Linked DNA regions of Homo sapiens: region 2 is linked to region 1. Evidence: chromatin loops called from intact Hi-C (ENCODE). Cell type or tissue: ascending aorta. All regions are shown on one strand. Each heading gives the region's core, and the rest is flanking DNA. Links, peaks and the distances in the headings are about the cores only. Region 1 overlaps RAB20 (RAB20, member RAS oncogene family). Region 2 overlaps COL4A1 (collagen type IV alpha 1 chain).

The links. Hi-C counts contacts between places; a loop is a spot of excess contacts. Peaks named below come from ENCODE experiments on the same cell type or tissue, not always from the same donor. Only the 100,000 strongest peaks of a DNase experiment are listed, where the experiment ranks them.
Region 2: it touches region 1 in a loop (2.4-fold over the local background); 2 of 110 quality-filtered maps call a loop at or near these places.

What each region holds. Positions count from the first base shown.
Region 1 is chr13:110,518,867-110,524,243 of GRCh38, forward strand. RAB20 (RAB20, member RAS oncogene family) reads right to left here. Exons shown (of 2, transcript NM_017817.3): 2 at 4,200-5,331. The coding sequence ends at 4,799. Among named protein-coding and RNA genes, the nearest start is that of COL4A2-AS1, 13 kb to the left of the region's middle. RefSeq lists an enhancer at 2,990-3,069. In ascending aorta, for the core only: no CTCF peak of the experiment used is centred there; DNase peaks (open chromatin) are centred at 2,245 and 3,892; H3K4me3 peaks cover 1,108 bases; H3K27ac peaks cover 4,663 bases.
Region 2 is chr13:110,214,617-110,219,993 of GRCh38, forward strand. All of the region lies in intron 2 of COL4A1 (collagen type IV alpha 1 chain), which reads right to left. Among named protein-coding and RNA genes, the nearest start is that of LINC03082, 88 kb to the left of the region's middle. In ascending aorta, for the core only: no CTCF peak of the experiment used is centred there; DNase peaks (open chromatin) are centred at 2,115 and 4,167; H3K4me3 peaks cover 1,256 bases; H3K27ac peaks cover 4,728 bases.

The DNA.
Region 1 (5,377 bases), core at 228-5,227:
AACACAAAGTGAAGGGGAGGGACACAGAGCTTCATAACCACGCAAGGACGCTTGCTCTGAAGGCGTCAGCTCTCCCTGAAGGAGGCAGCCTGGACCACAAGGGAGGACTGGGCCCAAGAGCTTCCAGAGCAGGCACAGAGGAGGCTGAGTGCAGGCGGCACATGTATGTGCAGGGTCTCTGCTGTGCGTGCAGGGTCTTGGCTATGCATGCAGGGTCTCGGCTGTGCACACGTGCAGGGTCTCGGCTGTGCGTGCGTGCAGGGTCTCAGCTGTGCGTGCATGCAGGGTCTCAGCTGTGTGAGCAGGGTCTCAGCTGTGCGTGTGTGCAGGGTCTCGACTGTGTATGCAGGGTCTCAGCTGTGTGAGCAGGGTCTCAGCTGTGCATGTGTGCAGGGTCTCTGCTGTGCGTGCAGGGTCTCTGCTGTGCGTGCAGGGTCTTGGCTATGCATGCAGGGTCTCGGCTGTGCGCACGTGCAGGGTCTCAGCTGTGCGTGCATGCAGGGTCTCAGCTGTGTGAGCAAGGTCTCAGCTGTGCGTGTGTGCAGGGTCTCAGCTGTGTGAGCAGGGTCTCAGCTGTGCGTCCACCCACCACACCCATCCTCTCTGTCCTGTTTCGACAATGAGGCTCGAAAGATCCAGCTCTGTGAAGTGGGAGGATGGAAGACCCCTGCACACTGTGGAGAAGAGTCTGTGCTTCTAATAAGGGCATGTAAGAGGACGAGGGCACCGGCCACTCTGCCTGGCCACAGAAGGGAAGATACGACCTGGACTCCACCAACCAGGGCTGGGAGGATCTGTGCCTTTGAAATCCTCCAAACACCTGGAGGCCACACCACGGCACTCCCACCAGGGTCTCTGGGGCCCGGGTCCCACTCTTCTTCCTTCTTCAGAGGTTTGTGGTCATTGCTCAGGAGGGACTCAGCCTGGTTAGAGTCTCCCAGGAGCACGGAGTGAAGGCCGAGCTCAGAGCCATTGCCCCTTCTCTCTGGAAGACAGGCACCATCTCCATGTCTCATGGGGTCTGTCTCATGGGCCTTGAGCAGCAGCTCACCTCTGCCGGAGGGATCCATGTGCTGGGAGCACCCGTGTGCTATGGGGATCCGTGTGCTAGGGGGACCCGTGTGCTGGAGGGACCCGTATACTAGGGAGATCTGTGTGCTGGGGGAGGGGGAACCCGTGTGCTGGTGGTATCCGTGTGCTGGGGGGATCCGTGTGCTGGGGGGGAGCCGTGTGCTGGAGGGACCTGTGTGCTGGAGGGACCTACGTGCTGGGGGGATCCATGTACTGGGGAGACCCGTGTGCTGGGGAGATCCGTGTGCTGGGGAGGGAAGCCGTGTGCCGGGGAGGGAACCCGTGTGCTGGGGAGAACCTGTGTGCTGGGGGGACCTATGTGCTGGGGGGATCCATGTGCTGGTGGTATCCATGTACTGGGGGAATCCACGTGCTGGGGAGAGAACCCGTGTGCTGGGGAGGGAACCCGTGTGCTGGGGAGAACCTGGGTGCTGGGGGGACCCATGTGCTGGCGGAACCCGTGTGCTGGGGAGGGAACCCGTGTGCTGGGGAGATCCGTGTGCTGGTGGGGGAGCCCGTGTGCTGGGGGTATCCATGTGCTGGGGGGGGCCCATGTACTGGGGGGCACCCGTGTGCTGGGGTGATCTATGTGCTGGGAACATTCATGTGAGGTTGTTTTCCTGGCACAGCAGGGCTGTTTAAACCAGGAAGTTGGGTCCAGAAATGGCAACGTCATACTCTTTAAGAAACTAGGCCTGGGAGCCTGGGGAAGGGGACATTCTGACTGACAGCACCCAGATTACCACATACCCAACCCCAGGACTCCCTGACACCACTGCCAGGCACGAGGCTTTAAGGGCACTAGGAAATACCTGGTTATGAGGTGTCATTGAGGAAAGGGTTCTCATCTGCATGGGGACATGGACAGCTGGAAAGTGCAGAAGGGAGCTCCAAGACCACACACAGCCATGAACCCTGGACCGTCACTTGCTCATCTCCTCCCTGGAGTGGCCGCTTTGTACAAAGGAAAGACGGATGCTCGAGGTCACGAGCTCAAACCCACACCCAGTGGGGAAATCTGCGCCAACAGCTGAGTTGCCCAACCGAGGGATTTCAAGCTTTCCAAGAACTGACGTGGTTTCTGGAAGGAAACAGAGGCCACATGAGATGAGGGTGGGGGAGTAGGACCCAAGACCAGGCTCCCCAGCGAGGAGCCAGGCTGGTATCCAAGGTCCACTTGGAATGCAGCCCAGGACACAGGGTGCCAGGGGGCCTGTGGCGGCACTGTCATTGAAACTGTCCCAATAGCTCAGCTCCAGGAAGGGCCGTGGAGAGTGCTCAGTGAGATGTGCTGAATTAATGAGCCCCTCATGCCCTTACAAAAGCACTTGTAAGGGCAGCTGGAAGTTGCTAGCATAGGAGAGACTGCAGCGCCGACTGCCCAGAGGAACTCATTTAAAAGGAGCCCACAGGGATGCTTATTTTTAGGACAACACATATAGGATGAAATGCTTAAACAGAGTTGATGGAGAATGTGCCACCCATGGGCACCATCCCCGGAGCACGCGGCCACTCGAGGAAACAAGCTGTTGGGTGCCCGGAGCAGATGGGAAATCGAATCCAAGACTGTTCAGGAAGAACGGGCCTCAGGCATTCATACAGCCCTCCCTGCCTTCAAGCACCAACTGCAAAAACAGTGCCATATGATACTTTCTCTCCCTTCACAGCCTTCAAAGAAAGACTCTGGCCAGGGCCAGAGCTCATGCTTATGATCCCCGCACTTTGGGAGGCTGAGGCAGGAGGATTGCGTGAGCCCAGGAGTTCCAGACCAGCCTGGGAAACACAGCAAGACCTCATCTCTACAAAAAATAAAAATAAAAAATTAGCTAGGCATACTGACACACCCCTGTAGTCCCAGCTACTCGGGTGACTGAGGTGGGTGGATCACTTGTGTTCAGGAGTTCGAGGCTGCAGTGAGTGAGCTGAGATTGTGCTACTGCACTCCAGCCTGGGCAACAGAGTGAGACTCTGTCTCAAAAAAAAAAAAAAAAAAGATTCCAAGGTCTCTTTGATTAGCCTATTTCCTAGATGGGTCACTAGCAAAGATACACATTATAGAAAATAAATATAACTTCTGTCCCTACAGTGGTATATTCAACCAAGTCAATAAAAAGTCACGAGTCAGGCTGATTTGCGTTCACTTCTCAATGGGCTGCTGTTGCGAAACTGAAGTTTTAAACTCCGAAACCACATCTCAGGGGAGCTGAGGACCTGCAATCGCAGGGGTTGCCTCAGTGCTTCCTCCTGGGGTTCAAGCTCCCTTCCTTGCCTGAAAGCACTCACTCCACAGGAGCGGAGAAGTTAGGCCTGCAGCAGCCCAGAAACCGGAGAGCACAGGCCTTCAGCAAATTATGAACAGCTCCCCAGAAAACAGAGCACCCTGTAATCCCAGCATGTTGGGAGGCTGAGTAGGGAGGATTGCTTGAGTTCAAGGGTTTGAGACCAGCCTGGGCAACATGGCAAAACCCCAACTCTACCAAAAAAAAAAAAATTATTGGGGCATGGTGGCACATGCCTGTAATCCCAGCATGTTGGGAGGCTGAGTCGGGAGGATTGCTTGAACCCGGAGGTACAGTCTGCAGTGAGCTAAGATCACGCCACTGCACTCCAACCTGGTGACAGAGCAAGACCCTATCACAAAAAAAAAAAAAAAAAAGAAAGAAAACAGCACTTATGAAACCCACTGCCCAGTGCCATCTGCCCCACATTGCCTCCCAACAAACAGCCCCGACCCCAGCCTGCTTTCGTTCAGTCACATTTCTGGGAAAACAAATCTGCTGTCTCCTGGCACCTCTGTCTGACATCTTCCAATAAAGCAGCCACCCCACGGCCAGCAGCAGCAGACCCGAAGGGGGTTTCTGACTCAGAGACCTGGGTGCTCAGATGCCCCAGACTTCAGCAGAACCAGAGCTTTAAGCTTTGCTACTATTATTGGAATTCAAGTCATCAAGAAAACTAGACAGATGGGCCAATCTAAATATTCTGCAATTGGTAAGGATTTCACAGAGCTTCCGCACAAAGAGAGACGTATCTCAAGTTCACAGCCATCTCCCCAGCGCCCCCCACCCTACCCCACAGAGAGTCCCTGGGACTGGGGGTGCAAATGAAGTCAGTTCAGTCTCAATACCTAAGTTGTTCCAAAAATCCTCTTTAATAATACATGTAGCCAACATTGCTGCAATCAGTATAAAAACAAAGTTATTCCTGATTTTGTATAAATGAACACGTCGAGAGTCAGGATTATAAAGCATCAAGATACAAGTACCAAGTGGGAGGACCAAAGACAACTCACAGTGAAGAGAAACGCTTGAGAACAAGAAATGTCAGAGTTGTAGGACGTGGTAACAACCCAGGGTGCTGAAACGGTCAGAGGTGCAGGTGCAGACGCAGGCTTCTGCCTCTGCAAGGGCAAGGGGGCCGTTGGTGGCTGGCTGCAAAGGACCAGTGCCAGGCAGCGGGGCAGAGAGCACCAGGGGTCTCGACTCTGCAGATTGGGCTTTGCAGAGGATTCCTGTTTCCCACCTCCCCACCCCTCTGACAGAGACTGAGGAGACCACACACGTTGACCTCCTCTTCATAGCCAGCCATCATTTCCACTCCAACATTCTGCTGCGGGTGTCATTCTGGAAAATAATTCCTTGCTGTTCCTTGCTCCTTTCAGATCACAGCTTGCCTGGTCAGACCCCTTCCCAACATGCACAGTCTGAGTCCAGGAGGCCCTCGAAAGTCAGGCACAACACCCAGATCTGGTCCTCTTGGGTGGCTTATGACTGGATATATCCACTGTGTGTGACGGCCTCTCAGCTCTCTGCTGTAAGATCATTGGCACCACCAGGTCAAAGAGGGTCTCAAACAGGAGGTCCACATTGTAGCCGGTCTTGGCGCTGGTCTCAAAGCACATTTGCTCAGCGGCCGGCACATCCTGCTCATCCAGCATCTTGTACTTGAGGATCTTTTTATAAAGGGCCACCGCATCCTCCAGCTGCACCTGCTTAGGTGCCCTTGGGGAGACACGGTCCCCAGCGTCCATATTGGGACTGCACTCTTCCTTCTCCTGGCCCGCCAAGGCCCCCTCCTCAGTGAGGTCCACTTTGTTCCCCACGATGGCAAAGAGGCAGTCTTTGCTGGCTGTGTCTGTCAGGCCCAGGAACCGGTCCTCCAGCTCCACCAGGCTCTGCCGGTGATTCACATCATAGGTGAGGATGATGGCGGCCGCCCCCCGGCAGTACATGGAGCCCAGGCCGTGGAACTGCTCCCGCCCTGGTGGGAAGAGAGGGACAGAAAGAGTGGTTATCTCTCATCTCAG
Region 2 (5,377 bases), core at 166-5,165, 300 kb before region 1:
CTGGAGCTGGGCACCCATCTTCTCCTGCCCTTGGACATCAGAACTCTGGGTTCTCTGGCCTTCAGATTCAGGGACTTGTACCACTAGCCCCTTGGGCTCTCCAGCCGCTGGCCTTGGACCCAGTTACACTTCAGGAGTCCTGAGTTCCCAGGCTTGCAGGCGGCAGATCATGGAACTCCTCAGCCTCTATAATCCTATGAGCCACTTCCCATAATAAATCTAAGCAGCATCCAGCCTTGCGCAAGTCCACAGTGAGTGTCTGGAAACAGATAGCAACGACTACTTCAGGTGGTTTTGCTCTACTGTGTTTTAAACTCTTGAGGGCAGGAAATATTTATATCTCATTCCTAGCACAATCCTTTATATGTACTTAATGCCAAATAATTTCTTGGGTAAATAGAGTAACAAATAGCGAGGTGTTTTTCACTGAACTGGTTATAATTTCGCTCAATCAATGGAACTCTCTTGTTAGCAACAGCCTCAGTGCTGAGATTCTGTGATGGAGCCTCCAAGACGTCTTCCTCTTTAGAGACCATTAGGAGATGTGGGTGGGCAGAGTCCACAGTGTGCACCTCATGCAAGATGCTTAGCCTCCCTTGGGCCATCATGGGGTGATGGTGGGCTTTAATGAGAAATGTCTTTCAAGAGTATTTTTTGGGCTGGGTGCGGTGGCTCGCTCATGCCTGTAATCCCAGCACTTTGGGAGATAGAGGCGGGCAGATCACCAGAGGTCAGGAGTTCGAGACCAGCCTGGCCAACATGGCAAAACTCTTTCTCTACTAAAAAATGCAAAAATTAGTTGGGTGTAGTGGTGCACGCCTGTAATCTCAGTTACTCAGGAGGCTGAGGCTGGAGAGTCACTTGAACCTGGGAGGCAGAGGTTGCAGAGAGCCAAGATCATGCCACTGCACTCTAGCCTGGGAGACAGAGTGAGACTCTGTCTCAAAAAAAAAAAAAAAACAACAACCCATAACCATTGTAAGAAATCAAGAAAACCTATTTACTTTACAGCATGTGGACTTCAGTGCAGCCTTACCATACGAATTGGGTAGATTCAGTAACCATTGTTAGCTGATTTAAAAACATAAGGCAGACAGTTTGGAGATCACAGGCAGGATTACTTAGTGTTCAGTGCCTTTCTCAAAGTTGCATTAGTTGAAAGTAAAAATCAACCGACAAGCTACACACCACATAACATAAACATCCAAAGTCGTCCTTCTTTCCAAACCACTCAGCCAGTCCTGGCACTTAACTGGTGAATTAACTGCCTGCTCCATTTTTACAAACGCAGGAAGGACGTTATGAACCTGGGACTCAGCCGCCACACCTCCATAGAGCTGTGTTTCGTTGAAAGGATATGTCAGGAGTCTAGACACAGTATGTGGATAAATATGGGAGAGATTGTTTCAAACCCTAAAGAATTGAATCAAACAGTAAATGGATTAAAGAACCTCAAGCCCCATACTGTGGCACTGCCCCTTCAGGCCAGCAGCATCCAGGGAGTCGGCCAGAAGCACAGACGTGACTCCACGAGGGCCCTGATCCCAAGGTTTGACAGGGAAGGCTGGCTCCTTCTCCCTGAGGCCTGTGACAGTGAGGAAGGAAAAACATTCCCAGACCAGGACTTGTTCAAATGAAGAGCTCCTTAAATACACCCTGCAGTGATGGCCCCAGGACACAATGGCAGAAAATCCTGCTGTAAGGAGTTACAGTGCACAAGGTCACCAATCTGGGGCACCCAGTTTTCGGATATAGGAAAAGTCTGCTCAAACCAGAATAGGACTGAACTCCAAACAGCGGCTAAAATAAATAAATAAATATGGACTTGTGTAGCCCCAAGTAACCCAACATCAGACAGGAAGGAAATGAGAAAGGCAGGTCCATGTAGAAGCTTTCTAATACATTTGGTGGAGTATTTTTAGTACTTAATTAATATGGGCAGTATCGCCATGAGACCAGCGATGATAAGATTTTATAATTCTCAATTTAACCATGGAATGCACTGAGGACCAGAGCCAGATTAACTGATTTCTACAAGTTTCTCACTGAGTCAGCACTACAGCCAGAAATAGAAATGAGGTCAGCCTCCACCATAGTCCCTGTTTTTTCTGGGTCACTAGAGCAAGCCGGTTCCCAGCAGAACATCAAACAATTCACCAACTTCATGTCAGCCCAAGGTACCGACCCTTCTATGTCCATTTCACAGATAGGGAAATTAAGATTCCGATGCTTAACTGACTTGTCGTACGTCACTGGGTGACCCCTCGTGCTGCTGGGAACAGAACACAGAAATCCAAATTCCCAGACCTTGCTTTTACCGCAAGAACACATTCTTTCCCAAATGTCACCAGAAAGTTTAAGCAATCTGTGTATCCCCAGAGCTTTGAAATGAAGGAGCTAAGAAGGAAGTGACTCCTCCATGGACATGGTTCTTGCCATTCCCCACATATTTTTTTAACGTTCTTAATCTTTTGTCCAGATAAAAGTGCACACGAATAATCTAATACTCTGTACCCTGTCCAAGGTTATTATGGGAACCAGAGCAGAGCAAACGGACAGAATAAGCACTTAAACAGCTATACAGTTAGCTGGCGACCAGCATGCAGTATGGGGCCAAATTATTCCTCCAAGATTTTAGCACATTTCCACCAGGATTGTAAGAAGAGCAAAGAGCTGGACATGTTGTGCAAAGGTTATTGGAGCTAGCAGGGTCCAAGCCAGACTTTGCAGCTGCAACTGGCAATGCTACTAACGTGACCACAGTGACCCCCCACTTCCACTGGAGCTCAAGGCAGAATGTGCACAGTTAGAGTCAGGGAGCAACAGGACCCTCGATCATCTGTTTCCCATGGTGTGCTCAAGGCAAGGTCCAAAAATCCATGGCGGCCACAGACTTCATGTCAGGCAAAAATGAAAACCACAACCATTGTCTGTCACAGCAAAGACTATTTAAAATGGAAGAAAGAAACGAGAAACTTGAAAAATACTACACAGAAAGTTTTCGTGCAGCTGAACCTTGTGCTCTCATTCCTGAACATCAGTGCAATGCAGAGCACTGATCAAAAAAGGAAAATCATACGCCAAAGCCGGAGATGACTACTGCTGTGTCCCCAAATGATGAAATTCAGAATTTGTGGAGGGAGAACAAAGTGCCATTGTCTATAAAGATGAAAGAATACAACATGGAGAATAATCTTAGCACCAAAATTAGGCATTGTAAATTAGGCATGAAATAGGGTTTCATGCATGGAGCAACTTAAAATTCTTGCTTAATGCATTATCTAAAGCAAGCATATACTTTTTAAAAAATCCTTAAAATGCGTGGATAGAAAGTCATTTTATAATACCCAATTATTTCCCTTCCTCTTCCAATGCTTGTAGAAACAAGTTCATGATTCAGGAAAGCAAATACTCTAATAAGCTTCCGTCATAGCTAAGTCAGAAATTCAAATACAAATCAAATACCCAGGACAGCTGAAGTTAAAATAGCATGAAGCTTCTAAATGTGGGGGGAAAATATAATTACCAACAACAAAAACTGATGTTAACACAAAATATACCTAGAATAAGCAGTCATCAAAATTCTTACTGTCAAAGGCCTGTTTCAGTGGCTGACATGGAATCCATATCTTTAAATCAAAATTTTAATGGATTTTTCCAATCTGAAATATTAGGATCACGGATCTTCACAATGGACTGAAGCACACACAGAGATGCTGCCAGCTCTCGGGGGCTTCCTCTACGCACGGAATGAGTACGGGTACCGGGTTTGGTACTGAGCACTGAGTGTACTGGGTATGGCAGCCTCCATGTGCTGGGTGCATCCAAGGGAAACAAGCAATGCTTATCAGGGAAACTGCAATTCCTTCTCCACCTCAACCCTGTAACTTCTTCACAGGCAATGAAATTGTTTTATTCATTCATGGTGTTTGAATTCAATAAAATGTCATGGGATGCTGAACTAGCCAATTGCATAACATGACGCTCAGCATGAGGTAGGATTCCACATACGAATCCTAAAAACTTTAAGAGGTAGTGAAAGGTTACTGGGCAGGACAGGACCCCCGTCGCCTTTGCAGTCCAAGCATTCTAGGCACCATTCCAGACTGGCTGGAGTCCGCAGCAGTGGCTGAGAGGTGCAGGGCAAGCTGCGTTCGGGACCACGATGGCCCTGCTGCTGCTTTCTGTCATCTAGCGCCTCGAGATTTCCATTTACGAGCAGACTGCAAATCATTCAGGGAATGAAAGCCCTCACATTTGAAGCCAGAGCTCACCAAGTATCCAGTGAAAGGGAAATGATGTCAAGGATGGGTCACAGTCAGTGGGTGACTGCAGAACTCTTTCCGAAATTCCACAAGGCCAACTCCTTGAGCCCAACCACCATCAGAAGAGACATCAGAAGAGACATCTGCAGGACCATTTCCTGAATGCCGCCGCTGGGAAAGGGGTGGGAAAGCTGCGGTGGGTGCCGCGGGGTCATGGAAAACTCTGTGGCGAGGCCCCGCCGGGAGCTCCCTCCACACCATGAGGCTTGACGTCAGGGCAGGAATACTGCCACCACAGTTTGAGGGGGGACAGATGCAAGGAGATCCCCTAGAGGGTCTGCTTTGCCTAAGAGGAAGGCGTGAGTGCTCACTCTCCTTTGCTCTATGAGACATACAACTGAACTCTTAAAAGGATGTATATGTGTTCACTAGAAGTATGTGAATGAAATTTAACAGTGTGGATTGTTGCACTTAGCAGCTACATTTATCATTACTATTATTTCTTGCATTTAAATATTTAACATTAAAGCAGCAAAGATTAAACCAATCATGCATAAAAAGCGTGGCTGCAAATCTGTATCTTCTTCCCGAAATTCTCATTTTCTCCCTCCAGCCCAGACGTCTAGCTTGAGACAGTGAATATCAGGAAATGTGTGCAGTGGCCCTCCATCAACTATGTGGGTATACGCAAGAGCTTGAGCAGCACATACAGACGCACCTCAGCTTATGATGGGGTATGTCCCAATAAGCCCATTGTAAGTTGAAAATATATATATATATGTATATATATATATATGTGTATATATATGTATATATATGTATATACATATGTGTATATATATGTGTGTATATATATGTATATACATATGTGTATATATGCGTATATATGTATATATATGCGTATATATGTGTATATATGTATATATGTGTATATATGTATATATATGTATGTATGTATATATGTGTATATATATGTATATATGTGTGTGTATATATGTATATATATGTGTGTATATATATGTATATATATGTGTGTATATATATGTATGTATATGTGTGTGTATATATACACATACATACATATACATATATATATATATATATTTGAGGCA